Linked DNA regions of Homo sapiens: all the other regions are linked to region 1. A link is a loop called in an ENCODE intact Hi-C map of the cell type or tissue named here. Cell type or tissue: endothelial cell of umbilical vein. All regions are shown on one strand.

Region 1 (4,000 bases):
AAAATTAGATCCTTACACACCAGAGGCAACAATCAATTCCAAATAGATTAAAGGCTTAAATGTCAAAAATTAAGCTTTGAAATTTGTAGATATTATTTTGATTTATCAATAGATAAATATTTTTCAAACCTTGAGTTTAGGAAATATTTCTTATAGCACAAAAAGCACTGTCAGAGGAAAGATTGTACAAATTTGCTTTATTGAAATTAAGAACTTTGTTTTCGTCAAAAGATGCCCTGAAAAAAAGTGAGAAGATGGCCAAGCGCGGTGGCTCACACCTGTAATCCCAGCACTTTGGGAGCCTGAGGCAGGCGGATCACGAGGTCAGGAATTCAAGACCAGCCTGTCCAATATGGTGAAAGCCCGTCTCTACTAAAAAAATAAAAAAAAAAAAATTAGCCGGGCATGGTGTTTGCGCGCCTGTAGTTCCAGCTACTCAGGAGGTTGAGGCAGGAGAATCGCTTGAACTGGGGAGGCGGAAGTTGCAGTGAGCCAAGATCGCACCACTGCATTCCAGCCTGGGCAGCAGAGTGAGACTTCATCTCAGAAAAAAAAAAAAAGTGAGACGACATTACAAACTGGGGAGAACATATTTCCAACAAATATAACCAGCAGGCGATTTAGTATCAAGAATATCTAAAGAACACTAATGTGAAAAGGACAAATAGCCCTATGGAAAGCTGGATGAGAGACATGAAAGGGACATTTCATAGAAGTGGAAAAACAAAGATACGAAGATACCTTAACATAAAGGTCCATAAACATTCAAAGAGATGTTCCACCTGATAAGTGATTAGGGAAATGCAAATTAGGACCACAGTGAGATGCCATTTTACGTCTATTGTAGTGGCATAAATGAAGAAATCTGATCATTTTGGAGAGGATGTGGATCTACGTGGTCTCTTATATATTGCTGTTGGGAATATCAATTCACCATTGTCATGTGAAATCAAACATTTAGAAATCATTGCCCAGCAACCTCATTTCTGATGTTTGCACAGAGGAGAAATTCCTGACACGTGTATACCAGGAAACACATGAGAATGTTCATACCACTGTGAGTAATAACAAAACCTAGAGACAGCCCAGATGCCTGTTGATGCAAGAAGATGGATTAATAAAGAGTTTTGTGTGTATGTGTGGTGTGTTTTTATTTTTTATCTACTTGTTTGTTTATTTTTCAGACAGGGTCTCACTCTACCACCCAGGCTGGAGTGCAGTGGCGCAATCATGGCTCACTGTTTATTTTTTAGAGACAGGTTCTCACTTTGTGTGGTATGTTTGTGTGTGTGCTGTGTTTTTAAAAAGTGGAATATTATACAGCCTGTGGGCCAAATGCATCCGAAGTCTGTTTTTACACTGCCCACAAGAATGGTTTTAATTTTTAAGATGTTTAAAAATAAAGAACACGTGACAGAGACCATATGTGGCCTGCAGTGCCTAAAATATTTACTTGCTGGCCCTTTACAGAAAAAATCTGCTAAGTCCTGATCTGCAGCTACACGCCAACAATGTGGATGAGTCCTAGCAATGTAATCGAGTTGCGCTGTCCAAGACAGTAGCCATCAGCCACATGTGGCTTATTAAATTAGTGTAAATTAAATGAAAATTTCAATTCCTCATTTGCACTAGCTACAATAAAGTCAAAACAGCTAAAACCAAAAGGATTTTTTTTTTAGAGAAGTGCACACAGATGAAATGAAATTATATAGAAAGGAAAGCGAAGGAATAATGAACGCCGGATTCAGGATTGCGCTAACCCTGGGTCAGGAAAGGCAGGAGCTCTGCACCCTGGTGAAATTACAGCTAGTATGTGCCGGACCTGCAGCCTCTTAAACTGGGCAGCCGTGTACAGTTCGCAGTAATTTTGCTTTACAAAATTATGCAAAAACAATGATTTTTTTTCCTGCAAGAATTTCAGTAAAGGTGTTTTTAATATCTGTAAATGTGGCTGTAAGGATGCGTGATATGTTTTGGTAGGCCACAAGATGTCACTCTTGCTCTTCAAATTGTGACTCAGCATCATTTTCTTTTTCAGTAAAAGCTTTATTGAAAGGTCAGTAAGGCTGCCATCTTATCTGTTCATGTTGATTTAACCTTGAAACAGACTGATTTGTTCCATACCCAAAACTGCAGCAGTTCTTCTTACAAAGAACCCTGAGTGCTGTTTACTGAGTTTTAGATTCTGATGACTGTTTCAGTATAGTAGCCTGTGGGTGTAAAACTTGATGGTATCGACTCCTAAAGCATCATTTAAAAAAACAAAAACCTGCTGGGCACGGTGGCTCATGCCTGTATTCTCAGCACTTTGGGAGGCCGAGGTGGGCGGATCACCTGAGGTCGGGAGTTCGAGACCAGCCTGACCAACATGGAGAAACCCCATTTCTACTAAAAATACAAAATTAGCTGGGTGTGGTGGCGCATGCCTATAATCCCAGCTACTTGGGAGGCTGAGGCAGGAGAATCGCTTTAACTCTTGTTGCCTAGGCTGGAGTGCAATGGCGCGATCCATTGCACTCCAGCCTGGGCAACTAGAGTGAAACTCCATCTCAAAAAAGCAAAACCCGGCCGGGCATGGTGGCTTATGCTTGTAATCCCAGCACTTTGGGAGGCCAAGGCAGGTGGATCAATTGAGGTCATGAGTTTGAGACCAGTCTGGCCAACATAGGGAAACCCTGTCTCTACTAAAAATACAAAAATTAGCTGGGCGTGGTGGCAGGTGCCTGTAGTCCTAGCTACTCGGGAGGCTGAGGCAGGAGAATCGCTTGAACCCGGGAGGTGGAGGCTGCAGTGAGCCGAGATTGTGCAACAGAATAATAGTCCATCTAAAAAAATGATAATGAAAATAAAAAAATCAAAACCCCAAAGCACAATAAATTGATTGTTAAAATATTTGGATTTCAGCGGGTTTTTTGCCAGGTAGGAAATGATCTAGACAGACATTCACCCAGCAAACAGCAATTCGGGACATGCCTGGCTTTAGCACTGAGTCACTCCTGGCCTTCAACATTGGAGTAGGTTTCAGCTAGAACTGGAGCTGGTTTATTTTCCAAAGGGTTAAGGCTGGAATACTTGGGCAGTGTTCCCAGTGGGCCCAGGAAAATTCAGGGGCAGGAGGTATCCAGTTGAAGGGCATCATCCTTCAAAAAGCACAAGATCATAGCTGGAAGTTGAGGAGCCCATGTTGCTTGTGAGTTGTTGGGTTGAAAGCAGGGAGAAGATCTGTGATCAGTGTCTGAAGTCAGAAAGCTGGCAAAATTCAGGACCCCAGGGGATAGCAGGCCAATACGGAAGTCAAGAAAGCCAGAGATTCAGGCTGCTGGGTTCAAATCCCACCTCACCCCTTACTGATTATCTGTACTAATTAAAGAATGTTAGGCAACTTATTAATGTCTCCAGGCTTATACATTTCTTCTATAAAACCTGGATAATAAAGGGTTGTGAAAATTAAATCTGTCTAAAGGATTTTTTTTTAAAAAAGAAAAAGATGGATTATTTTCTGCTGCCCTAAATTTGCTTACTTTTTTGTCACAACTGGAAGAGGAGAGAAGAGAAGGGTGGCAGTGTAGCATGGCATGAAACAATTTAAATAATATATTAAACCATAGTATTTGACTTTTTGAAAATGTGTTCCATAGCTCTCATTATAATTCTAGCCATAACTGTAAGATTTTTACTGTACTTCCTAAATACAAAGTGCTTATGAATTTTAGCTGGAGGAGAGCAGGAGTGTTCAGAAGCAAATGAAGATCCTGCAGAAGAAGCAAGCCCAGATTGTGAAAGAGAAAGTTCACTTGCAGAGTGAACATAGCAAGGCTATCTTGGCAAGAAGCAAGCTAGAATCTCTTTGCAGAGAACTTCAGCGTCACAATAAGACGTTAAAGGTTAGTTGCTTCATTTGTCTGTTTTTTTCAGGAGGGACTTATCTGATTTCATAATCAACCCTGTGCCTATCTGAAATAAATCCTTGTCTCTACTTGGAGACAGATACTGCCTTGCT
Region 2 (4,000 bases), 260 kb after region 1:
CCCCAGCCCCCGTTCCTTTCTCACCCTTGCAAACAAACCTCTCTCTCTCTCCACCCCGACCCCCGTGTCCTCTTCATACCCCTCTGTTTCTCTTTTTGTCCTTCTCCCCCATCACTCCTTCACAGGTATGAGCCTCCCCTCACTCTCCCCTTGCCAAGCTCCCCCACACCACCACCTTGTTCTTATAATATAAACGAGGCAGAGGTTATTAATAATTTCATGTCCGTATCTTTGTTTCATCATCTAATTATTTTCTTAGGTTAAATCCTGCTGGTTGGAGTTGCAGGGTCAAAGGCTGTAGATGTTTAAAGTGTAGCTATATGTTGCCAAAGGGTGAGGTGGAACACCTGTCAACTTGCTCCATCATCAACACTGTCTGAAAGTGTTTCCTCACAATCTTGCCAACACTGCTTCATGTTCATCTTTTTAATCATTACCTGTGTAATAGGCAGTTTCATGTCCCTGATTCCTAGTGAGGCTGAGAATCTTTTTGTATTGTTATTGGCCATAAATATTCCTTCTCTTATGATTTGCCTGCTCAGAAGGCTTGGCCAGCTTCTGTTGCTACATCTCTCTTTGCCTAACCACGGGGACCACTTCTTTCTTCTTCATTTTGCCTACGTTCTGGACCTCCCTCCTGTCAGGCACTTGGGAATGTGAGGGTGGCCATGGGGAAGCCTACCTCACCTGCTGCTGTGCTGTTCCTTGTCCCTCCAGCCCCGCCCCCCATATCCCCTCCTTCTGCCAACTTTATCACTTAAGACAGACTGCCTGGGTCACCCTGTTTATGACAATAGAAGAATAAGGAAAGGTAAAGAAAAGAGGGGAAAATAATGTGAGATGAAGCAAGATGTGGACTTGAGTTGAAAGGGAAAGATAAAATGAAGCCCTTGTTTAATAAAATGAGACTCAGGATTGTGAAAAGCAGTGATTGAAGCTAAGGTGCTGATACAGAGTGGCTTAAAGTGGAGTGATAGTGTGGAAAGGAAATAGGATGGAGAGAAGATGCAAAGAAAAATGAAAGGAAAATGAAGGGAAAGATGGGATGGTTGTTACATAGGAGTGATGATGTTTATCCAAAGGAATAAGCAGGAAATAGAATAAAAAATTGTAGAACCAATGGAAGGAGAGTCCACAGACTCTTGGTGTAGGATTCAAGCAGCATTTAAAGGAATAGCTTAGAAGTAGGTGGCATTAATGCCTTTACATTTATGAAAATAGGTAACATGATATGGGGAAAAAGAACAAAGGGCTGATTTAGAATGTAAATCTATAAAAATGAATAAGGCCAACTTTGGAAATATAGAACAGTTGGCTTCAACTTTGGTGTCTGTAAAGAGAGTGTGAATGTGTGATTTATAGTAGCCTAGATGATTCCAGGGCTCTCTAGGTACTGGCATCAGACCCGAGGCATGTGTTTTCATAAGGAGAAGCGGATACACTATGATCGCTGTGTGTAACAGGGAGATCACCATTTGTAATAGCTGACCCAGTTCTTGGAGCCATTGCCTCACAGTCCCACACAGCTGCTGTGTTTGAGAGATAGCAAAAATGTGCAAGAAAGTCTAAGTCAGTGACAATGCAAGTATGCAAAACCTAGAGGCAGTCAGACCTGGAATTTGCTCAGTGATGTTTGGATTTTATGTCTCTATATTTATAGCTATGAAACATCTTTTATTACTGAGATTCCTGTAAGAAAAATCACACTAAGCTGGTACCTAACCTCCTTTTCCTCAATGAAACAGTTATTTTCATGAGGTAATTTTTTTTTCATAAAAAGGGGTTTCTTCTGTCCACGGAGTCAGTAAGAACTACCCCTCTCTTCTACTCTTGATTCAGACCTGCCTCTTCTCAAAGCCATGCCTGAGGTTTGTAGCCTGAGGTTTCCATGGTGACAGTAAAAAGCCTTAGCTCTGCCTTGTTCCAGTCATTGAGCATCTGCCTGGCAGAAGGGGCAGAGATGGTGTGGAGGAGACATAGCCATTCCTTTAAAGTTTCAGACCGGGCATTTTCATCATTTCCACTCAAATCTAGCTGGGGGACCTAGGCCCATGGATAGACCTAGTTGCCAGGCAGCTGGGAAATGTAGTCCTTGGCAGGGCAGCCATTTCCCAGAAATACGTTTCTTACTGCAAAAAAGGAGAAGGGGATGTTGATGGTCAGTTGTTTTTTTTTAAAACCACATCCCATATGGCCAAATACATTGAGATTCACACATTAAAACCATTGTGATGGCTGAACAGAACACATCCAGGGCTAGTGTCTGTCCATGGGTAGCTAATTTCCTATCTCTGCTTTAGATATACTGATAATAACAACTCATTCCATGGTTAAGAGACTATGGTACATCCATCCTATGGAATTGTATGAAGCTGTTAAAAAGAACAGGCACGTATACTACATGGAGAGCTATCTCGGATAAATTAAGTGACAAAAGTATGATGCAGAATGTGTATGTTTATAAATGTGTAGACAATTTCAGGATGATGCTAAAGAAACTGGTAATGATAGTTGCTTCTGGGCAAGGGGAACAGTATGACTGAGGACAGGACTGGGAAACAAGCTTACTTTCTGTTGAATGCCTATTTGTATCTTTTTAATTTTGGCTCATGTACAGATGTCACCTATTATAAAAAATTTGCTTTTCACTCTTTAGCTGCAATGATGGTATCTGAAAGTACCAGAGATGTCTTTCCTGCCTGAGGTTACCTATCTCAATCTTCCCTACGATTCTGTATTCAGGGTATCTTTATGACCATCTGCTACCACCTCCTGGAATGCAGCTGAAATGACAGAAATGTTCCGAGCACTTTTTTTTTTTTTTTTTTTTTTTGAGATGAAGTCTCGTTCTGTCACCCAGGCTGGAGTGCAGTGGCGTGATCTCAGCTCACTGCAAGCTCCGTCTCCCGGGTTCATGCCCATTCTCCTGCCTCGGCCTCCCAAATAGCTGGGGACTACAGGCACCTGCCACCACGCCCTGCTAATTTTTTGTATTTTTAGTAGAGACGGGGTTTCACCGTGTTAGCCAGGATGGTCTCAATCTCCTGACCTCATGATCCACCCGCCTCAGCCTCCCAAAGTGCTGGGATTACAGGCATGAGCCACTGCGCCCAGCCCCGAGCACTCTTTTAAGCTCTGATGCGTTCTTCAGATTCCATTTCAGTGCCTTTCCAACACTGAGGAGTAGTTCTGGAGGACCTCCCAAAGATTACATTGTGAGATGTATAGTTGGGTAAAACGTCATGGTAAGGGCTCTGTCTTAACTTGGAAGTGGCTGTGTTTATTGAGTGGCGAATTGAGAAGTCTTTCCTCGGTTTTCTATAAATGAATATTTGTTTCTGTAACTTAAGAAGTAGGTAAACTCCTTGGGAGTAAGAGATGTTCCTAATACCAAACTTACCTTTCAGGTTCTCTAAAAGATGAATTTGGCCACAAAAGCAGCTCTGACCTTATATATTTCCTTACTGTATTTTTCCTGTGAGTGCTACTTGTTTCTTTTAAAATCTGGTAGGACTATGGGATTCCTGACCCACCCCAAACCTTTGGGCCCACAGTGCACAGCTATCCAAGGGTTCAATTTGGCAGTCTGGGCAGTTTTTTTGTTTTGTTTTGTTTTTTTGTTTTTTTTAAATGAAAGCGTTATTGAGATGTAACCCATATACTATAAAATTCACCTTTTTAAAGTGCACAATTCAGTGATATTTAGTATATTCATAGTGTTATATATAACTATCAGCACTATGTAATTTCAGAATATTTTCATCCCCCTCAAAAGAAACCCCATACCTATTAGCAATCATTCCCATTCCCCCCTTTTCTTCCTCTATCCCTTGGCAACCACTAACTTACTTTCTGTTTCTATGGATTTGCCCATTCCGGAATTCTGTATTAATAGAATCATATAATATGTGGTCTTTTGTGACTGGCTTCATTCACTTAGTATAATGTTCTCAAGGTTCATCCATGTTGTAGCATGAATCAATACTTCATTCCTTTTATG
Region 3 (4,000 bases), 57 kb after region 1:
TTGGTACATGTACACCCAGAAAAAAAGAAGCTTTCTACCTAGGAAACCAGACTACCTTGTGTCTTGTAATTGTTTAATAAATATTTGTTAAATTATTACATAAGAAAGAAGATGAAATCTGTAAATACTGAAATGGAAAGATGTCCACAATATATTTGACTGAAAAACAAGCAGGTTATAAAACAGTATAAGTGATCTACAGATTTAACGCAATCCCTAACTCAGTTAAATTCTTTGCAGAAATTGATAAGCTGATCCTCAAATTCATATGAAAAGTCAAGGCATCTGGAAAAGCCAAAACAATCTTGAACAAAGCTGGAGGACTCACACTTCCCTAGATCAAGACTTACTACATGCTACAGTGATCAAGACAGTGTGGTACTGGTGTAAGGATACACATATATATTAATGGGATTCCACCAACTGACAAATGGGTAAATAAAATGCATTGTGTCTATACAATGAAATATTGCTTGGCAATAAAAAGAAATGAAGTCCTGATACATGCTACAACATGGATAAACCTTGAAAACATCATACTAAATGAAAGAAGCCAGACACACAAAAAAAACATATTGTATGGTTCCTTTATTTATTTATTTATTTATTTATGAGATGGAGTCTCGCTCTGTCACCCAGGCTGGAGTGCAGTGGCGCGATCTCGGCTCACTGCAACCTCCGCCTCCCAGGTTTAAGCAATACTCCTGCCTCAGCCTCCCATGTAGCTGGTTTTACAGACGTGTGCCACCATGCCCAGCTAATTTTTTTTTTTTTTTTGTATTTTTAGTAGAGTTTCACCATGTTGGTCAGGATGGTCTTGAACTCCTGACCTCAGGTGATCCGCCCACCTTGGCCTCCCAAAGTACTGGGATTACAGGCGTGAGCCACCTCGCCCGGCCGTATGGTTCCATTTATATGAAATGGCCAGAATAGACAAACCCATAAGTACACAAAATAGATTAGTGATTACCTAACGTTGGAAGGTTTAGGGGAAAATGAGGAGTGATTGCTAATTTGTCCACTTTCTTTTAGGAGGTATGAAAATGTTCTATAATTAGACTGTGAATGTACTAAAAGCTAGTCACTTGTATGCTTTAATTGGGTGAATTGTATAGTATGTGATTACATCTCAATAAAGCTAATTTTTTAAAAAAGAAGAGCCAACACGATGTGTCTCTGTGCCCCAGAATGTAGTGGGCTCAGATAAATGTGGAACGTTAGCGGGTCAGCGTGTACCTGGTTTCCAAAAACATTCTTTGTGAAACTCTTGATTGACGAGTTGCAGCTGCAGGAGAAGGGATGTGACTTGGCACTTGCTCCCAGACAGGGACAATGCACCGAACACAGTGTACACACGTAGGTGCCCATTTGAAGGGGTAGCTGTTCTGAGTTGAAGAACTGCACCAGGTTCAACCCAATTCTTGTACTGTGCATGTCCTGCGTGGGGGAGGGACCCGGAAGCTGTGCCAGACCTCAGGAGGCAGCTGCTGTTTGGCCACGTGCATTGCTCACTGAATATCTCTTAAAGTTAAGTAAACCAGTGTAGGGGGAAATGCCATTATGTGTAGTACAACCGTATATTTAGCTGTATTAGTGATTTTATCTGGGTGACAGGATTTTGAGTGATCTTTATTTTCTTTGTATTTCTCTGTGTTTACTGATTTTGTGTGTGTGTGGAAATATTAATATATTAATGTCTTCAGAAAAAAATCTGTACAAAGAGGTTTAGCTGTCCCCCCGCCCCGCCCCTCCCCAGCACCAGGGGTGTTACTGGTGAGGCTGAAATCCCAGGCAGAAGAGTCAGCGGCCGCCCAGGTCCCTCACGTTTTGTGCATCCTGTGGCGAGGGTGCTTGGGGACCCGCAGAACTCAGGCGGGGACTGCTTCGCGGGAAGCCCCACCCCGCCTCCACGGTTCTTCATTTCTAATGCGCAAGCGTGAGAACAGCCTTGCATGGGTGGTAGGTCGGGCATAAACTCTTGGGCTCAGGCTCCAGGCAGGCTAAGCTCTGGTGCCAGCTGTGTGGGGGAGTGCCCGGAAGGGCCAGGTGCCCGGCACCCAGAAACAGGAGTCCCCTTCATCCAGTGGGAAGTGGAGTCTCAGTCTAGTCCTCCCAGTCCCCACAGGGGGAGCCACAGGTTCCAGCTTGTTTGTTGCCAGGTGCCACTGAGAGAGCGCCTGGGATCATTCATCGAATAATCCTGCCCGTCTCTCCGCACTTTTAAACAGCCATATAGTACCATCCTTTGTTTAAACAGAGAACGTCTTTATCCCACAAGGGTAGGTAGTCCAGGAAATACCGAGATATAGGAACAATAGGATTACGGAATCAAACCTTCTCAAACAGATTTTCCTTAGTAGTCTCTAGAGCATTCAAAATGCATATTCTATTTTATGTCTCTTTTCTTTCTAGTAGTCAGATTACTGAAGATTACTAAGCTATCCCTTTTATAAATGTGCTGCTTCGTCAGCTAAACGCAGACCAGTTTCCACCTCTAGCCACGGGAGGGCGCACAAATCAAGTGACGTTTGGTATAACATGTTTTAGGACCTCCTGGCTTGGGTTGAGGAAAAAAACAGGGGCATTGTGGTCCTCTCATGAATGTAGAGCAGCACTATCCAATGGAACTTTCTGCAATGATGGAAATTTCCAATATCTGTGTTGTCCAGCACGTCAGCCACTAGCCACAAGTGGATATGTGGCTAAAATGACTGAAGAAATTAAATTTTAATTTTAGTTCATTTAACTATACATTTATTTTTATTTTTACTTTATTTTATTTTTTGAGACAGGGTCTTGCTCTGTCACCCAGGCTGGAGTGCAGTGGCGAAAGCACGGCTCACTACAACCTCAACCTCCTGGGCTCAAGTAATTATCCCACCTCAGCCTCCCAAGTAGCTGGGACTACAGGCCTGAGCTGCCGTGCATGGCTAATTTTAAATTTTTTTTATAGAGACAGGGTCTCTGTATGTTTCTCAGGCTGATCTCGCACAACCATCTCGGCCTCCCAAAGCACTGGGATTACAAGCGTGAGCCACCGCACCTGGCTAATTAAAAATTTAAATAGCCACACATGGCTACTGGTTACTATATTGGAGAAGAGCATTAGACTGTATAGGAATATTGATTTTTCTGAATGGCTTTACAAAGTTGGCATTTAAACGACTTTGAATCTAACAACAATACCTTAAGGGTAAAGAAAACTAACATTGATGTTCCCACCATTGGCCAGCTTCTGTGCCAGGCAGACTTACATTCCCATCTCATTTAACCTTTGCTATGCCCCTCAGTGAAGGATATTAGTATGCTCATTTCATGAAGATGCAGCAGACCCAGAGAGATGAAGTAACTGGTTCAAAGTCATCAAGAAAGTCACTGAGCTAGATAAATGCATCTAACATTCATTGAGAACCTACAATATGCCAATAAATATTTCAGCAAGGCACTATTACAGACACTGGAAATCTATAATAGAAACCAATGCTAGGCTGGGTAAGGTGGCTCATGCCTGTAATCCCAGCACTCTGGGAGGCCGAGGTGGGCGGATCACCTGAGGTCAGGAGTTCAAGACCAGCCTGGCCAACAAGGTGAAACCCTGTGTCTACTAAAAAAAAAAAAAAAAAAAAAAACCAACCCAGAAATCAGCCGGGCATGGTGGCGGGTGCCTGTAATCCCAGCTTCTGGGGAGGCTGAGGCAGGAGAATCACTTGAACCCGGGAGGCGGAGGTTGCAGTGAGCTGAGATCACGCCACTGCACTCCAGCCTGGAAGGCAGAGTGAGACTCCATCTCAAAAAAAAAAAAGAAACCAATGCTAGATATGGGGACCTTTTTAGCAGATGCTGTCATTTTGTCCTATATAGCATTTTCTGATTTATCAGAGGACAATCCGTACATTTTAGCACATTGTATTCTCAGAGGTAAAAGGTACTTCCACATTAGCCCCTTATTGCTCTCTGATGTATGAAATTCTCTAATCACTGTGAGCTCTGATCAAGGCAG
Region 4 (4,000 bases), 66 kb after region 1:
TCTTTAATTGTTTGAGAAGACCAGAATGCTCAAGGAAAAATTGCTTTATGTAAAAATAGCATGTTATTAATAAGTGAAGTAACTCCGTATACAGGCATACAGTTTTTTCTTTTTAAAAATATGTTATGTATTTATTTATTTATTTGAGCTATCTACTACCAAAAGGAATATTTACTTTTAAAACTAGAGATGGCAGTCTCACTATGTTGTCCAGGTTGGTCTCGAACTCCTGGGCTCAAGTGATCTTCGTGCCTTGGCCTCCAAAAGTGCTGGGATTACAGTGGTGAGCCACCATGCCCAGCTGAGGCACACATTGCATGCTTTATTTATTTATTTATTTATTTATTTATTTTAACACCACTAGAATTTAGAATAGGACTTGGAATACAATGATAGTCTGTCAATTGTCAACCTTGGCTACACATTGGAATCACCTGAGGAATTTTAAAAAATGCTGATGCTTGGGTTTTCCCCCCAAATTTTGACATAATTAGTCTGCTGTGCAGTGTGAGATATTTAAAAGCACCCCGGATGAGCACACTGCAGTGGAGATTTCTTTCTTTTTTTTTTTTTTTTTTTTTGAGACAGAGTCTCGATCTGTCACCCAGGCTGGAGTGCAGTGGTGAGATCTCGGCTCACTGCAACCTCTGCCTCCCAGACTCAAGTGATCTTCCTGCCTCAGCCTCCTGAGTAGCTGGGACTACAGGTGCATGTCACCACACCCAGCTAATTTTTGTATCTTTAGTAGATATGAGGTTTCACTCTGTTGGCCAGGCTGGTCTGAAACTCCTGACTTCAAGCGATCTGCCCACCTCGGGCTCCCAAAGTGCTGGGATTACAGGCGTGAGCCACTGTGCCCAGCGTAGTACATGACTTTTGCACATGCTCTTTCCTTGTCTCTTTGCCTGAATAGCTATTTATGTGTCCTTCAAATATCTGTCCAAGTGTCACTTCTTCAGGGAAGCCTTCTCTGACCTTTGACCTTCCTGACCATGTCACATACCCTATTAAAAGCTCTCATGGATTAGCTGGGTGTGGTGGCATGTGCCTGTAGTCCTAGCTGCTTGGGAGGCCGAGGTGGGAGGATCACTTGAGCCCGGGAGTTGGAGGCTGCAGTAGAGCCATGATCACATTACTGCACTCTAGCCTGGGTGATAGAGCAAGACGCTGTCTAAAAAAATATATATATAAAATTGCTGGGCCTGGTGGCTCATGCCTGTAATCCCAGCACTTGGGAGGCCAAGGCGGGCGGATCACCTGAGGTCAGGAGTTCAAGACCAGCCTGGCTAACATGGCGAAACCCCGTCTCTACTAAAAATACAAAAATTAGCCAGGCGTGGTGGCTGGTGTCTGTAATCCCAGCTCCTCGGGAGGCTGAGGCAGGAGAATCACTTGAACCGGGAGGCAGAGGTTGCAGTGAGCCGAGATTGTGCCACTGCACTCGAGCCTGGGTGACAAAGGGAGACTCTACCTCAAAAAAAAAATATATGTATATATATTAAATAAATAAATAAATAAATAAATAAATAAAAAGCTCTCACAGAGCATGTGTTTGTGTGACTATTCAAGAAATATCTGGCTTCACTGAAGCTCCGTGAAGGACAGGACTTTGATTTTGGTCATAATTGTCTCCCCTGTTCCTGATTGTGTCTTGCATAATAATATGTTAAATTTCATTAATTTAACATATTAAATTACACCTGCTTCACCAGGATGATCCATGTCATGAGCCTTAACTGTTTTGCTGCTGAGTTTACTAAAATTACATTTAGGATTTAGCGTCTATATTCATAAGTGACACTGGCTGGGAATTTTCAGTTTTTAGGCCTGTATCTGCCATGGGTCAGTCAGGAGACAGAAACCACATCAGTCACTTAAGCAGAAATTAATGTAAAGGATCTTGACCTAGGAAAGACTCAAAAGAGAACTCTAAGGTGAGCAAAGGAAGGCTGAGTGAACAAAGGAAGAGGTTGGAATTACTAAAACTTAGAAACGTCGAGGAAGGAACTGGGACCCAGACCTCAGGGGAGAGGGCGCCATCCCCTGCTGCAAGGAACTGCTGCAGTCAAGATGTAGAAAGCAGATGGGGAGGAGCAAGACTATTTTCCCTTTTCCCGATTTACAGTCTCTATCTAGCTCCCCCTACTGGCAGAGCCTAGCAGAGAGCAGCTGACAAAGCGGAAATGTTTGCAGAGTCCCAGCCCTGGCAAGGACCAGTTTGGAACTGGGAGACAATAACGTACTATCGGGCCCAAGGTCTTCGAAAAATAATCTTTTCCTACATGTACCATAGATTGTTACAATTTATATAATCCCAATTTATCCCCTTATTAGATGTGTATTTTTTGGATGAGTTTTTAAATTTTCCACTCTGTTTACTCATCTACAATAAGAGAGCAATAATCCTGTACCTATCTCATAGTGTTATTATTTGCAAGTTTCAAATACATTCTCTGAGAAACACAGCAGTTTTGGGTGCTTTTACTCTTGGAAGGTCTTTTACAGATTGTTCTCCACTGTTATTAGTGCTTAATTTGTTGTTGTCACATTTATTTTTATAAAGAACCATCGTGTGTTTACCTTATCCAGAGTCAAGAAGACTAAGCCCACCTCAAACTTAACATGTCTAGAGTTGAACTCTTAATCCCTGTGCACAACCTTTACCTTATTTCCCTGCCCAGTTGTCCTTATCTCAGTAAAGGGCAATGCCAACCAACTCATTATTCAACCAGAAACCTTGGAGTCATCCTCAATTTTAAAAAAAGTTTATTTATTTATTTATATTTATATTTATTTTATTATTTTTTTGAGACGAAGTCTCACTCTTGTCACCCAAGCAGGAGTGCAATGGTGGGATCTCCACTCATGGCAACCTCCATCTCCCGAGTTCAAGCGATTCTCCCGCCTCAGCCTCCCGAGTAGCTGGGATTACAGGCGCCCGCCACCACACCCGGCTAATTTTTGTAGTTTTTTAGTAGAGACGGGGTTTCTCCATGTTGGCCAGGCTGGTCTCGAACTCCTGACCTCAGGCCATCCACCCGGCTCAGCCTCCCAAGTGCTGGGATTACAGGCGTGAGCCACCACGCCCAGCCAAAAAGTTTATTTTTTAATGATTATGCATGTTGTGAGTCATCAGCCATCCAATTATAAGTGCCTGTTTCATCGAAGTCCTTCAGAATGATTTCTTAAAATTTAAATCACAAATGGCAGTATAACTTTTCTTTCTTTTTCTTCTTTTTTTTTTTTTTTTTTTTGAGACAGAATCTTGCACTGTCGCCCGGGCTGGAGTGCAGTGACGTGATCTCAGCTCCCTGCAACCTCCACCTCCCAGGTTCAAGCGATTCTCCTTGCTTCAGCCTGCCAAGTAGCTGGGATTACAGGCGCCCGCCACCATGCCCGCTAATTTTTTTGTATTTTTAGTAGAGACTGGGTTTCACTATGCTGGCCACACTGGTCTCGAACTCCTGACCTTGTGATCTGCCCGCCTCAGCTTCCCAAAGTGCTGGGATTACAGGCATGAGCCACTGCGCCCAGCCAACATTTCTTTCTAGAATAGTCTTTACATTTCTTTCTTTTTTTTTTTTTTTTTTTTTTTTTGCCATTTTGATCTAGGGGTATTTAGTGATTTTTTAATTGCTAAAGACACAAAAGAATCTATTAGTATTTGGTGAATGTGGGTTTTCCTTTTCAGCAATTTCTTTTGATTCTACCTCTAAAATGTATCTTGAGAGCCCTCCAATTCTTTCCATCTTCATGGCCACCAGCCCAGTCCCAGCCACCATTAACTTTCACCTGATCAGAGCCACAGGCTCCCACCTGGTCTTCCCAACACCACTCATGAACATTCCAATCCATTTCTCATAAAACATCAAGGGATAGTTGATTAATTTTCTTCCCTTCATTAACTCTTCTTATGCCTTTCCATTGTACCTTGAATGAAGTCCAAACTCCTTATCATAGTCTCTAAGGCCTTACGTGATTGGACTCCTGCTTACATCTC
Region 5 (4,000 bases), 120 kb after region 1:
ATGAGCATGGGATGCCTTTCCATGTTTTTGTGTCCTCTTCAATTTTTTAAATCAATGTTTTGTAGTTTTCTTTGTAGTAAAATATATTTTTTATTAGTGCTTAACCCTAGACTGATGTTTTCTTTTGGGTTATTGTTTCCCAGTGAGGCTTCATGCATATATTTCTGCAGGTCTTCCCAGGAAAAATGACATTTAAAAAGAGAATTTTTGGAAAAGAGATGCAGATATGTGGGCCTGATGCTGGAACTTCCAGTGCAATGGTGGGACAGACTTTTTTTCCAGTGGCTTCTTTTCTGGTCTCTCTTTCTCTCTCTCTCTTTGAGACAGAGTCTTGCTCTGTTGCCCAGGCTGGAGTGCAGTGGTGTGATCTTGGCTCACTGCAACCTCTGTCTCTTGGGTTCAAGTGATTCTCCTGCCTCAGCCTCCCAAGTAGCTGGGACTGCAGGCACTCACCACCATGGCCCAGCTAGTTTTTGTATTTTTAGTAGAGATGGGATTTCACCACGTTGGCCAGGCTGGTCTCGAACTCCAGGACTCAAGTGATCTGCCTGCCTTGGCCTCCCAAAGTGCTGGGATTACAGGCATGACCCACCGCGCCCGGCCTGGACTTTCTTTTAAAAGCGGCTAGAGGGCCAGGCGTGGTGGCTCAAGCCTGTAATCCCAGCACTTTGGGAGGCCGAGGTGGGGGGGTGGGGGTGGGGTGGATCACCTGAGGTCAGGAGTTCGAGACCAGCCTGACAAACATGGTGAAACCCCGTCTCTACTAAAAATACAAAAATTAGCCAGGAGTGGTGGCAGGCGCCTGTAATTCCAGCTACTCGGGAGGCTGAGGCAGGATAATCGCTCGAACCCGGGAGGTGGAGGTTGCAGTGAGCCAAGACTGTGCCATTGAACTACAGCCTGGGCAACAAGAGCGAAACTCCTTCTCAAAAAAAAAAAAAAAAAAAAAAAGTGGTTAGAGTACTAGCCAGGGGGAAGCAAGCACATTTGAAAAATATAGTGTGTATGCTTTAGGATAGGGAGGAATGGAGAGAGAGAGGAGGACATGGACCGGGGTGGAAAAATGTGGGGTTTCGCATTGATTTTTGGTGTGAGCTTGAACAAGTTTTGTACTAAAAAAAATGCCTGTTTTACTACTAAAATAAGTGCTTCCTTTGGAGAGTGAGGATCCTCTGTTACTGAGGTTTGTATTTTCAGGCCCTAGCATATAAATCTGCTACATACGAGATATTCAACTGGTTTTGGAGGAATGAAGGTGAACATGGCAGTTTCCTCATCTGTAAAAGCAGGGTTTGGACGAAATGATCTGCAAAATGGGTCTTTTTGTACTCTTACTACTCTAGTATTTACGAGTAACCGATGTTATTCCTTATAAAGTCTCAACTCCTGGTTTGAGCCATGTCTGACGAGGGGGCCTAACTCCAATACCACCCTGAACACTCTGGGGTCAGTGGGACCCTGTTTGTACAGACGTCTGCGTCTTCCGGCTCTTTAGGACATAAGCAGTACTGCTATGGAAGAAAGGAAACCTAATTTCCCATGCCTTGTCCCTTTCTGGAAAGGGCATGGCGTGGTGTGGGCACCACACCTGCCCCAGCCTTCTAGCAAGAAAACAACACAACCTTCCCCGCTCCCCGAAAAGAGCTTCTCTCCAGTTGGGTCTAGATGCCCCCTTCCCAACCAGGGCGGATGGCCAAAGGCTCCGCTCCCTTGCAGGGTAGGCTTGGAAAGGCACGGGGCCCGCCTTCCTGGGCACCGGAGCCTGTGACGGGCGGAGGGCGTGCGGCGCGCTGGGTTAGTTACCTGGCGCTGGGCGGGGCAAGCGGGAGGCGGGGGCGGGGCCGGGGTGACATCTCAGGCTGTGATTGGGCCGCGCCGCGCCTGTCTCCATGTGCCGCGCAGCTGAGGCACAACATTCAAGCCCGGGGGTGGGGCCGGCGCGCGCCGGGAGGAAGCGGCCGCGCGGCAGCTGCGGGGCGTGGGGGTGGTGGTGGCGGCGGCGGTGGTGGCGGCGGCGGCGGCGGCGGCAGCTGAGGCCGAGGAGGCGGTGGCTGTGGCGGACGCAGCAGCACCCCAGCTAGGGACAGGGCTCCGCCGCGCCCCCTTGCTGGCCCCATGGAGGCGGCAGCGGCGGCGGCGGCGGCGGCAGCGGCAGCGGCAGCGGCGGGCGGGGGCTGTGGCTCCGGGCCGCCGCCGCTGCTGCTGAGCGAGGGCGAGCAGCAGTGCTACTCCGAGCTCTTCGCGCGCTGTGCCGGCGCCGCGGGCGGGGGCCCCGGGTCTGGGCCCCCCGAGGCCGCCAGAGTCGCCCCCGGCACGGCCACTGCGGCCGCCGGCCCCGTGGCTGACCTGTTTCGGGCATCGCAGCTGCCCGCCGAGACGCTGCACCAGGTGGGTCCCTCCGCCTCCTGTCCCTGCGGGTCTGTGGGGCAGTGTGTGCGGGGGCGGAGGTTGCGAGTGGGGCGACAGGGCTGCCCCCAGGGACCCGGAGGCCTCGGCCAGTTCTGAGAGAGAGGACTCTGCAGCCGGGGATGGCGGCGACGCCCTTGTCCCCGGGGGACACCAGCCTCCTTCGCAGCTCAGCTCCTCGCCCAGTGCTGGGTGCGCTCTCCCCATCTTCCTTCCCTGAGACAGTCTGACACTCTCTCCCCTCCCCCGGCCATTTCTGGGGTTCTGCAGCCGCCCAGACCCAAAGTTTGTCCTGTTCTGGAAGTGGTGTTTGTTTTGGCTGCTGCCTGGTTTAACCTCTGCTCGCTGCTCCTGCCCCTCCCTCTCCTGAGTGGGTTCTCAGGGTGCCTTGCTGGGATTTCAACTTGAAGGGTGTGTGTGTCCGTAGGGTTCGAGGCCCAGGGCTGAATGTTGTCCTCTCTATGTAGTTGTAATATATAAGTATCTACTATATGTAATTGCCCATAACATATTTCTAAATATTAATATTAAATCGAAAACCTTAATGACAAGTTGCAGAACAGGGACACGGGACTGCAAGAGGACGTTTGTCAAGTCAAAACCAAATTTCCCATTTGAGATTAGAGGTGGACTTCAGAAGTCCACCATGGGAAACAGCTGTAGTTTCCCATCTATCATTACTTGGACTTGAAATAGAATTGAAAGGTAAGGGATGTCATAGCTACCACCTTTTGGCTGTTCTATACTTGGAAAAGTACTAGGGGATGATACATACCAGACGCTGTTTTTGTTTTGTGCTTTCCTTGGAGCTTGGAGAAAGACTACTTGATAAGCCTTTGTCTGTCATTTCATGTCACCAGCACTTCATGGTGATAAGACTGTTAATATCAGGTTCAAAACGTGAAATGAAGCTTTTCCTAAAAGCAATAGTATGAATGTTATTAACACCAATGGAATATTTAGAGTGGCGAGTGGTATTTTAAAATCTAGTTTCAAAGGAGAACTGAGGGTTTTATGGTTCACTTGCAATGTCATTGTGTTCATACGTATTTTTAAAAAAATTGCTTAAGACTGCGTTTTATACTGCTGGAGTGTTTTTACTGCTATATGTTTGTGAGCATAACTTTAGACACTTTGTAATCTTTCACCCTTTTGAATTTGGGATTTCTGAAACTGTAACTAGTATTCACAGAACTTAGCATGGCTGTTTATCCCTAAAGAAGTCCTTGATATGTAGACAGTTCTGCCATTGCTGATGAGTAGTTGAGCTGGATCAGGTAAAGAGAAAGTCAGTGTCTTAAAACACAAACCGTGGCTATTACATGAGGCCCTCAGAATAGTCCCGAGCATAATACATTTATTCAGTGCTGTAGCTGCTTCCCAGCTGAAAGAGGAATAATTGACTGAGGCTATGCAGCAAGTAAGTGACAGCTGGGTACCTATTAAGGCTTATTTTGTTGTCAGTAATGCATCGGATAAGAGGAGGTGGGCATAGTAAATCTGAATATGTTGGTTGATGCCTCTTTAGGAATTGGGAAGAAGGATTTCCTGATGTTAGAACCCATGCTTTCTTGAGGTACATATAGTTTTAAAA
Region 6 (4,000 bases), 220 kb after region 1:
AGACGGGGTTTCACCATGTTGGCTAGGTTGGTCTTGAACTCCTGACCTCAGGTGATCCACCCACCTCAGCCTCCCAAAGTTCTGGGATTACACGTGTGAACCACTGCTCTGGGCCTGTTTATTTTTATAATAATAAGAGGTTTTTGAAAAAAATTCAGATAGATGCAACCCAGTTAAAAAAAATCCCGGTATACAAAATCCTGCCTTTGAATAAGAGATTAAAAAAAGATGGTCATTATTTGCTGCCTGCAGGGGTTCACTAAGGGATATGGGTAAGTTCCCTTAGCTCGGAAAAAGGATAATAATTAATACCCGCTTACATCTCCAAAGTCTTGAGGTGCTCAAACAAGTAGGAGTGTGTGAAATGCTTTGTACATATCAAAACACTCTGTGAAATTTAAGGTATTAACTAATGGATAATGACTTCTTGAACATTTAAGAGTGGTTTGATTTACGTTTAGTAGAAACTCATCTAGTATGAAAATGATACATTTATTACAAATGATTAACAACCCTACAGCTCTCAACCTCTTTATGTAACCTTCCTTCTGACTAAAGGACCCAGATGACTTTGAGGAATAGCCTGTTTGCTGGGTGCATTCTCACTCAGCACTTCTGGAAGTATCCATTCTACAGTTAGTATTTCATCTCATTGTCCTGGCCTTCCGAAAGCACCCTTAACCCAAGGTGTGAGATATCAAAGTAATACATATTTTACTTCAGAGATGACATCTCAAGGTTTTACAGTAGCTCAACATTTTCTAGTCTCCTTTCTCTGAACATTGTCAGAGGGGAGACAGGCGTTCCTGGGAAGAATTAATTCCTGGAATGGTGTGTGTGTGTGGGTGTGGGGAATGGGAGGAGATGGCCGGCCTTCTTTTCTAGGGTTAGTGGGTGGAATTGCCCGCCCAATGATTAATTCCCTCCTTGACAGTGTGTTCAGAAGCAGGCACCTTGATGGCTCTTTAGCAGCAATACCCTCCTCTTCTTTCCTAGCCTCCTTTTGTCATAAAGCCTCATCTTTTTTATTTATTTTTATTTATTTTTTTTTTTTTGAGACAGAGTCTCACTCTGTTGCCCAGGCTGGAGTGCAGTGGTGCGACCTCTGCTCCCAGGTTCAACTTCTGCCTCCCAGGTTCAACCTCTGCCTCCCAGGTTCAAGTGATTCTCTTGCCTTAGCCTCCCGAGTAGCTGGGATTACAGGCACGCACCACCATGCCTAGCTAATTTTTGTATTTTTAGTAGAGATGGGGTTTCATCATGTCGGCCAGGCTGGTCTTGAACTCCTGACCTCGTGATCCACCTGCCTCGGCCTCCCAAAGTGCTGGGATTACTTGCGTGAGCCACTGCACCCGGCCAAGCCTCATCCTTCTGGTGTTCACCTCTTGGTCCTGTTAAGGTGGCCCTTGGCAAGTACCTCTTTAGTCTTAGGGTTCATGGGAGGGATAGAACAAAGGCCCACGCCTCCCCCTAGCATCGACATTTCCCTTCGTCTGCCAATGCCTACCATAGCTTTGTTTTCTCCCGCACTGCTTCCCTGGTTTTCTAGGCTCTTAAATCCTCAAATTTGACTTGCATGCCCTCTAGTGGCAGGTCTGATGCACCCCTTGTTACCCTGTTTATTGTGGTACCATAACAGCTGTTCTCACCACCCAGCTCTGTTACTAAATATTGTCTGTAATTCACAAATGCCAAATGAGAGGTTCAGTGGTCCTGACTTGCCACTCAAGTAGGAGCTGGAAATGTGGGATTTGAATTGGAGCTTTTGATTCCTGGATTTATACAGCATTTCAGTGTAACGGCAACAGTAAAAAAGATGTGGTTATAGTTGTTCTAGTTTCTTTTTTGTCATTTAAAAAGAATCCAGATTATTTTACTATCCACTCAGCTAATCTGAAAGAATGAAAATGTGAGGAATAGTGGAAAATAAGAATGATCATCTTTTTTTAAACCCTTTATTACAATTAGAAATTTTTTTGTCACTTACTGAGTATTCAGTATTTCATGCCTCAGTCCTGTTAACTTTGAAGAATACAAAAAATACATAAAGCATGATGTCTGCCCCTAAGTTTCTGTTCTAGTTAGATTCTAGTTATGAGGCAGTTAAATTTCTTCACCTGAGGAAAAAAATTAAGCATAACACATGATAACTTTTATTGGTGTTTAATTTTTCTACTTCTCACTAAAGACAGGTTCTCTGAGCATTTACTTTTTAATTTATTCTTACAGTCCTTTTCAGTGGAGAGGGAACTACAGGATAACAGCAGTTACCCCGACGAACCCTGGAGGATAACAGAAGAACAGCGCGAGTACTATGTCAATCAGTTCCGATCCCTTCAGCCAGACCCAAGCTCTTTCATTTCAGGTAAGAATGTGGGCTCCCTAGGCATCACTCTCACCAGAACATAGCCACCATCTTGAGAAATCATTCACGCAAAATGAGTATGGCAGCCTTCTGTGATTTCAGTTTGTTTTTCATCTAAAGTCGAATTTCTTATCAGATGTAAACCATGCAGAAGAAAAGTTGCCAATGACGTTTGGAAAATTATATTTCCATTTCAAAGGGCTTAAGTGGGAATTTGGGGGCAACTTGGCCCAGACCCTGCACCTTATCAGCTGAGGCAGTTCTTGAAATGCTAGCGTGTCGCCCCAAGGGGCCACCTCTCATTGCTTCCTCGTTATATTAGAGCTCGGGCAAGGACAGAATGTGGCCTCCTAAGGAGTTGGTGTCACAAGTCTTTTTATGTTATATGTGCCTTCAAACTTCAAACTCAGGCTCGTTTTCTTTGGCTCAAATGTTTGTCCTCCAGTTTTTCTGAGAGAAATTAAAATGGGGGAGGAAAATTGGCCAGTGCTTTCCCACTTGTCAGTTCTTCTGGGTTGTCTTCAGATATATAGATTCCTGTTGAGTTCTCATGTAAAATTCAAGCTCAGAGGAACTGGTTTAATGCCAGTGTGGCTACATTTTACCAGGCTGAAAGACTAACAGTGAAATAGTAGAGTCTAGAAGAAAAATTCATAAAGCTTTCTTTTTAGACTTTAAAATTTGAAGAATAACAATATGTCCTTAATAATTGTAACCTGCCATATTGAAGTGTGGGCAAAGATTAGTTTTATCTTGTGAAATGAGGCACATAATTGAAATATACTTGTATAAGTAATTGCAAACATCATTTACTGATTGGTGGTAATGGCTTTATTGACGGCAGAATAGTACAGATACAACAAATTAATGTTGACGTCATGATTAAGGAAAATAAGCAGAAACCCATATTGCACGATTTGACCACTTGCTAACCTTACCCCGTGCTCAGGTGAGTTTCTTTACGACATGTGCAGATATTTAGCCAAATACAAACAGGTACTTGTTAGAAATGTTTTTGTTTTCTTTTAACTTTTGTATCTTGCAGAATTTCAGATATAGACACAACTAGTCTGGCTGATACAACAAACCTCTGTGTACCTATCACATAGCCCCAATGATTTTCTCTTACCTACAGTTAACACATAAGGTTGTTTCAGTCAGTCAATGATGGCGGTACCATAACAGTATCACGGAGCTGAAAAATTCCAGCTCCATTAATCACCTAGTGATGCTGTAGCCATCATGATGTTGTAGCACAAGGCAGTGCTCACATAAATGTGATGATGCTGGTAAAAACAAATCTGTGCTACCAGTCGTATAAAAGCCTAGCACATATGATTATGTACAGTATATAATACTTAATAATAAATGGCTATTATTAGCTTATTATGTATTTATTATGCTATACTTTTTTTCTTTCTTTTCTTTTTTGAGATGGAGTCTTGCTCTGTCGCCCAGGCTGGAGTGCAATGGCACGATCTTGGCTCACTGCAGCCTCCGCCTCCCGGGTTCAAATGATTCTTCTGCCTCAGCCTCCCGAGTAGCTGGGACTACAGGTGCATGCCCCACACCAGGCTAATTTTTGTATTTTTAGTAGAGACGGGGTTTCACCATGTTGGCCAGGCTGCTCTCAAA
Region 7 (4,000 bases), 760 kb after region 1:
CAATAATTCACAAAAGAAGAAATACAAATGGCCAATACATGAAGTTTTATTTTTATTTTTTAATTTTTTATTTCCATAGGTTTTTGGGGAACAGGTGGCATTTGGTTACACAAGTAAGTTCTTTAGTGGTGATTTGTGAGATTTTGGTACACCCATCACCTGAGCAGTATATACTGAACCCAATTTGAAGTCCTTTATCCCTCCCCACCTTCCCACTCTTTTTACTCCTGAGTCCCCAAAATCCATTGTGTCATTCTTATGCCTTTGCATCCTCATAGCTTAGCTCCCACTTATAAGTAAGAACATACGATGTTTGGTTTTCCATTCCTGAGTTACATCACTTAGAATAATAGTCTCCAATCTCATCCAGGTAGCTGCGAATGCCATCATTTTGTTCCTTTTTATGGCTGAGTAGCATTCCATGGTATTCCATGGTATGTATGTGTGTATGTGGGTAACATTTTCTTTCTCCACTCGTTGACTGATGGACATTTGGGTTGGTTCCCTATTTTTGCAATTGCGAATTGTGCTGCTATAAACATGCGTGAGTGAGTATCTTTTTCATATGACTTATTTTCTTCTGGGTACATACCCAGTAGTGGGATTGCTGTATCAAATGGTAGATCTACTTTTAGTTCTTTAAGGAATCTCCACACTGTTTTCCATAGTGGTTATACTAGTTTACATTCCCACCAGCAGTGTAGAAGTGTTCTGTTTTCACTGCATCCATGCCAATGTCTATTATTTTTTATATTTTTTTGATTATGCCCATTCTTGCAGGAGTAAGATGGTATTGGATTGTGGTTTTGATTTGCATTTCCCTGATCATCAGTGATGTTGAGCATTTTTTTCATGTGTTTGTTGGTCATTTGTATATCTTCTTTTGAGAATTGTCTATTCATGTCCTTGTTTGAGAGCAATACATGAAGTTTTAAATGTTCAATGAGAAATAACTCTCTGTGTGTGTGCAAGTGTGTATGTATCAAATGGGCAAACATTTTTTAAATTGGTGATCCCCAGCATGGGTGAGGGTGTGATGAGACAGAGATTCTCATATATTCCTAATGGGAATATGAAATGATACATTTCTGGGGGACTGTGTGGCAGTTGGAATCTGTCTTTTGAAAATGTTCGAACCCTTTGATCTGGTAATTCAAAATCTAAAAGCTTATGCTAGGTGGACCATCTATGATGATATGATAGGATACGATTAGTATAAAGTTGTTCATCTTGGTGCTATCTGGAATAAATAACATTGGATTCATCACAAATGATCAACAACAGACAATTTATTAAATGAATTAAGCTCCATTCATGGTTTTTAGTATTACCCAGATATTAAAAATCATGTTTTGGGAAGATATTTAATGATATGGAGGAAATGGTTGTTATATAAAATTATTTAAAAAGGGCAGTCTATAAAACAGTATATATAGTATAGTCCCAGTTTTATAAAAACAAACACCATAAATGGAAAAATGACTGGCAGTAAAATGCCAAAATGTGAAAATGATTATCTCTGGGTACTGAAAAAACAAGGGTTTTTTATTTTCTTCTGTGCCTCTGAATTCTCCAAGCTGTCTTGCATTGTGCATGTAATGATGTGGAAAACACTTATAAAATTAAGAGAAAATATCATATCAGGTTAGAAAAATTACCAAAAATGTCAGAATACAAATGGACTCCAACTATGTAAGAATACACACACATCCCCCCCAACACACACATACAAAGAAAAACCAAGAAGATGAAAGGAACTATGTCCAAATCTTAGTAATTTTCTCTGAGATGGTGGAATGATGGATTATCATCATTTTCTTCTTTATACTAGTTTATATTTTTCCACTTGAATAGAAAAAGAAAATCGCCACCAAATAAAACCTATAAAAAGAAGTTTTCTTGAGTACTGTGTTCCATATAGTCACTGGCTCTGGTAGCCATAAGCAACACATAAATCTGAAGGCCAGGACTTCTTTTACCCCACAGCTGGGGAATCATTTGTCCTATGTGGAACCTGGTACCCATGTTAATCCTCTGCCTCCTGAATACATCAAGTCCCACATTGTAAAAGGCAAAAGGACAAGGCCAGAGTTACTGTTGATGGAGAAAATGAGTGGATTTTGCTGGTGTAAGAGATAGCAATAGAATCTGTGCTCTAGGTCGTAGGGAGGGCACCCTGCATTTTGCAAACTTGTGCTTGCTGATCCAATAGGCACCCCTGGTTGGATGCAGGGAGCTCTCTGGTGGCCAAAGGGTGTCAACGCAGCAATTTTTGCACTTCCACAACCAAACCCAAGATCTACTAGCCGAGATCAGAAGCCGATGCATACTTGCAGATTACATTTTAAGCCCTTATAATGGGTAGGAAAACATCTGTCTCTATTATTTCCATGGTATTTGGTATGAAGACAGAATCCTCCACCCTGCCCTTAAAATTTCACATAGAATAGGTATGCTTTCTGCCTTCGTGCCCAGGTCAAACTCACTTGACACTGCGTAGTTTTAAACTGTGTAATAAATTGCCCGAGGTGCACCAACTAATGTGTGACCCCGGATCACACTGCTTGCCCCACAAATCCATACTGTGTGAAATTGACCTTGCTGGTTGTTTTTCAAGTGGGTCTTTATAGCATCATAGAATGGAAGGAGTCTTAAAAACAAAAAGACTGAGACAGAGCTTGCTGAAAGAAATGACTCATTACTGGCTGAACCGGGAATGGAATATATTTCCAATCTTGAGAATATTGTCCAGCAGGCTCCCTCATTTCCCTCCGGCTGCCTTTATCTGAGGTGGCCAACTTGAAACCAAAACTAAAGCTTCTGACTCTCGTGGTTCCTGGATAGTCTTGTGTTTCTGTGTGTTTGCATCATACTGCGACTGTGCATCTGAGATGGAGTGGTCCACTGATGTGTGTGTGTGTGTGTGTGTGTGTGTACATGTGCATGCAAATACACATATGTATAATAGTGTGCAGTCACTGTAATAATCACTGTATACCTGTCTATCTCTGTCATTTTATTTAGGCATAGTCCATAGACTCAACCATATTATACATTCCTTGGAGATGATCTTCTGTGTCTTTTGTACTTCAGTATAATACTATCCAGAGGTGTTGGAGCCATTAGCACAATTTAGGCTACTTTCTTTGTAAGCCATGATTGAAAACAATGTCTGACTCATTTGGGTCCTTAGACTCAGGACTTTGTTTGTAGAATATTGTTCTATATTTAGCTTTTGTGTCAGCCCTAGGTTTTAAAGAGGCCTGAAGATTAGTGGAAACTTACCCCCTGGGTATTCTAGAATGTTCCATTGAGAGGTAATTAAGGGGAAGAAAAGGAACAACTTGTGCTCCCCAATTGGCAAGCCAGCGACTTGGTTATATATTTCTGTTTGCTGGAGCAAAAGAGCTTTGAATTCTATCCCATTTTAACATCGTCTCAACAATCACCAAGGTAGTTTAATAATGGCACCTTCGAACTTTGCCTGGCAAATGGAAATCTGAGGATAAGCCCTGAAATGTTCTCTATAGTCCATTTGAATGTTCTATCAAATTTATTCATTTTGACAATGACTTTTTAAAAAAAGAGAAATGTGCCAGGAAATGATAATTTTAAGTGGACCTTAGGAATGTTATAATAAAGCCCAGTGCTAGGACAAAGCAAGGACCAGCTTGGTGGAGGGTTTTGGAGGCAGACCAATGGGGTTTGATTTTTGACACTGCCAAGCTGGGAAGGAAGAAGTGCAGGGGGTATAGACAGGGCAGATGGGCCCTAGATGGTTGTTACATGTGTGTGATGGGTATGTGGAATTTCATGGTAAAGTTCTATCTACTTTGGGGTATGTTAAAAATTCATCATTCACCATAATAAAAACCTGAACATTTTTCCAAAAAAAATTTTTAAAAGAAGAAGGAAACAAGCTTGGCCAAGGACATTCAACAAGTAAGTGGCAGAGAAAAGCAGCAGCATGTAATGTAAGAGCATACTTATTGAAACATCA

What was found. A loop is a pair of places that touch in the nucleus more often than their neighbours do. Peaks named below come from ENCODE experiments on the same cell type or tissue, not always from the same donor. Only the 100,000 strongest peaks of a DNase experiment are listed, where the experiment ranks them.
Region 2: it touches region 1 in a loop (5-fold over the local background); 6 of 110 quality-filtered maps call a loop at or near these places.
Region 3: it touches region 1 in a loop (6-fold over the local background); 45 of 110 quality-filtered maps call a loop at or near these places.
Region 4: a loop joins it to region 1, with 11 times the contacts of the local background. A loop is called at or near these places in 41 of 110 quality-filtered maps.
Region 5: a loop joins it to region 1, with 7 times the contacts of the local background. A loop is called at or near these places in 3 of 110 quality-filtered maps.
Region 6: a loop joins it to region 1, with 16 times the contacts of the local background. A loop is called at or near these places in 64 of 110 quality-filtered maps.
Region 7: a loop joins it to region 1, with 5 times the contacts of the local background. A loop is called at or near these places in 7 of 110 quality-filtered maps.

What each region holds. Positions count from the first base shown.
Region 1 is chrX:16,824,381-16,828,380 of GRCh38, forward strand. TXLNG (taxilin gamma) reads left to right here. Exons shown (of 10, transcript NM_018360.3): 4 at 3,714-3,884. Among named protein-coding and RNA genes, the nearest start is that of TXLNG, 40 kb to the left of the region's middle. RefSeq lists an enhancer at 2,486-3,001. In endothelial cell of umbilical vein, a CTCF peak has its summit at 1,948 (motif pointing right); DNase peaks (open chromatin) are centred at 2,061 and 3,951; H3K27ac peaks cover 3,009 bases.
Region 2 is chrX:17,080,268-17,084,267 of GRCh38, forward strand. All of the region lies in intron 13 of REPS2 (RALBP1 associated Eps domain containing 2), which reads left to right. Among named protein-coding and RNA genes, the nearest start is that of REPS2, 140 kb to the left of the region's middle. In endothelial cell of umbilical vein, no CTCF peak of the experiment used is centred here; no DNase peak of the experiment used is centred here.
Region 3 is chrX:16,880,910-16,884,909 of GRCh38, forward strand. No RefSeq gene overlaps it. Among named protein-coding and RNA genes, the nearest start is that of RBBP7, 13 kb to the left of the region's middle. RefSeq lists an enhancer at 1,529-1,578. In endothelial cell of umbilical vein, a CTCF peak has its summit at 2,482 (motif pointing right); DNase peaks (open chromatin) are centred at 1,962, 2,192 and 2,492; H3K4me3 peaks cover 714 bases; H3K27ac peaks cover 497 bases.
Region 4 is chrX:16,890,848-16,894,847 of GRCh38, forward strand. No RefSeq gene overlaps it. Among named protein-coding and RNA genes, the nearest start is that of RBBP7, 22 kb to the left of the region's middle. In endothelial cell of umbilical vein, a CTCF peak has its summit at 2,145 (motif pointing left); a DNase peak (open chromatin) is centred at 2,144.
Region 5 is chrX:16,944,747-16,948,746 of GRCh38, forward strand. It overlaps REPS2 (RALBP1 associated Eps domain containing 2), which reads left to right and starts at 1,912. Exons shown (of 18, transcript NM_004726.3): 1 at 1,912-2,388. The coding sequence starts at 2,116. In endothelial cell of umbilical vein, no CTCF peak of the experiment used is centred here; a DNase peak (open chromatin) is centred at 1,875; H3K4me3 peaks cover 1,354 bases.
Region 6 is chrX:17,045,118-17,049,117 of GRCh38, forward strand. REPS2 (RALBP1 associated Eps domain containing 2) reads left to right here. Exons shown (of 18, transcript NM_004726.3): 6 at 2,230-2,365. Among named protein-coding and RNA genes, the nearest start is that of REPS2, 100 kb to the left of the region's middle. In endothelial cell of umbilical vein, a CTCF peak has its summit at 1,587 (motif pointing left); a DNase peak (open chromatin) is centred at 1,574.
Region 7 is chrX:17,589,103-17,593,102 of GRCh38, forward strand. The region is part of intron 1 of NHS (NHS actin remodeling regulator); the gene reads left to right. Among named protein-coding and RNA genes, the nearest start is that of NHS-AS1, 32 kb to the left of the region's middle. In endothelial cell of umbilical vein, a CTCF peak has its summit at 2,279 (motif pointing left); DNase peaks (open chromatin) are centred at 2,239, 2,759 and 3,109; H3K27ac peaks cover 1,544 bases.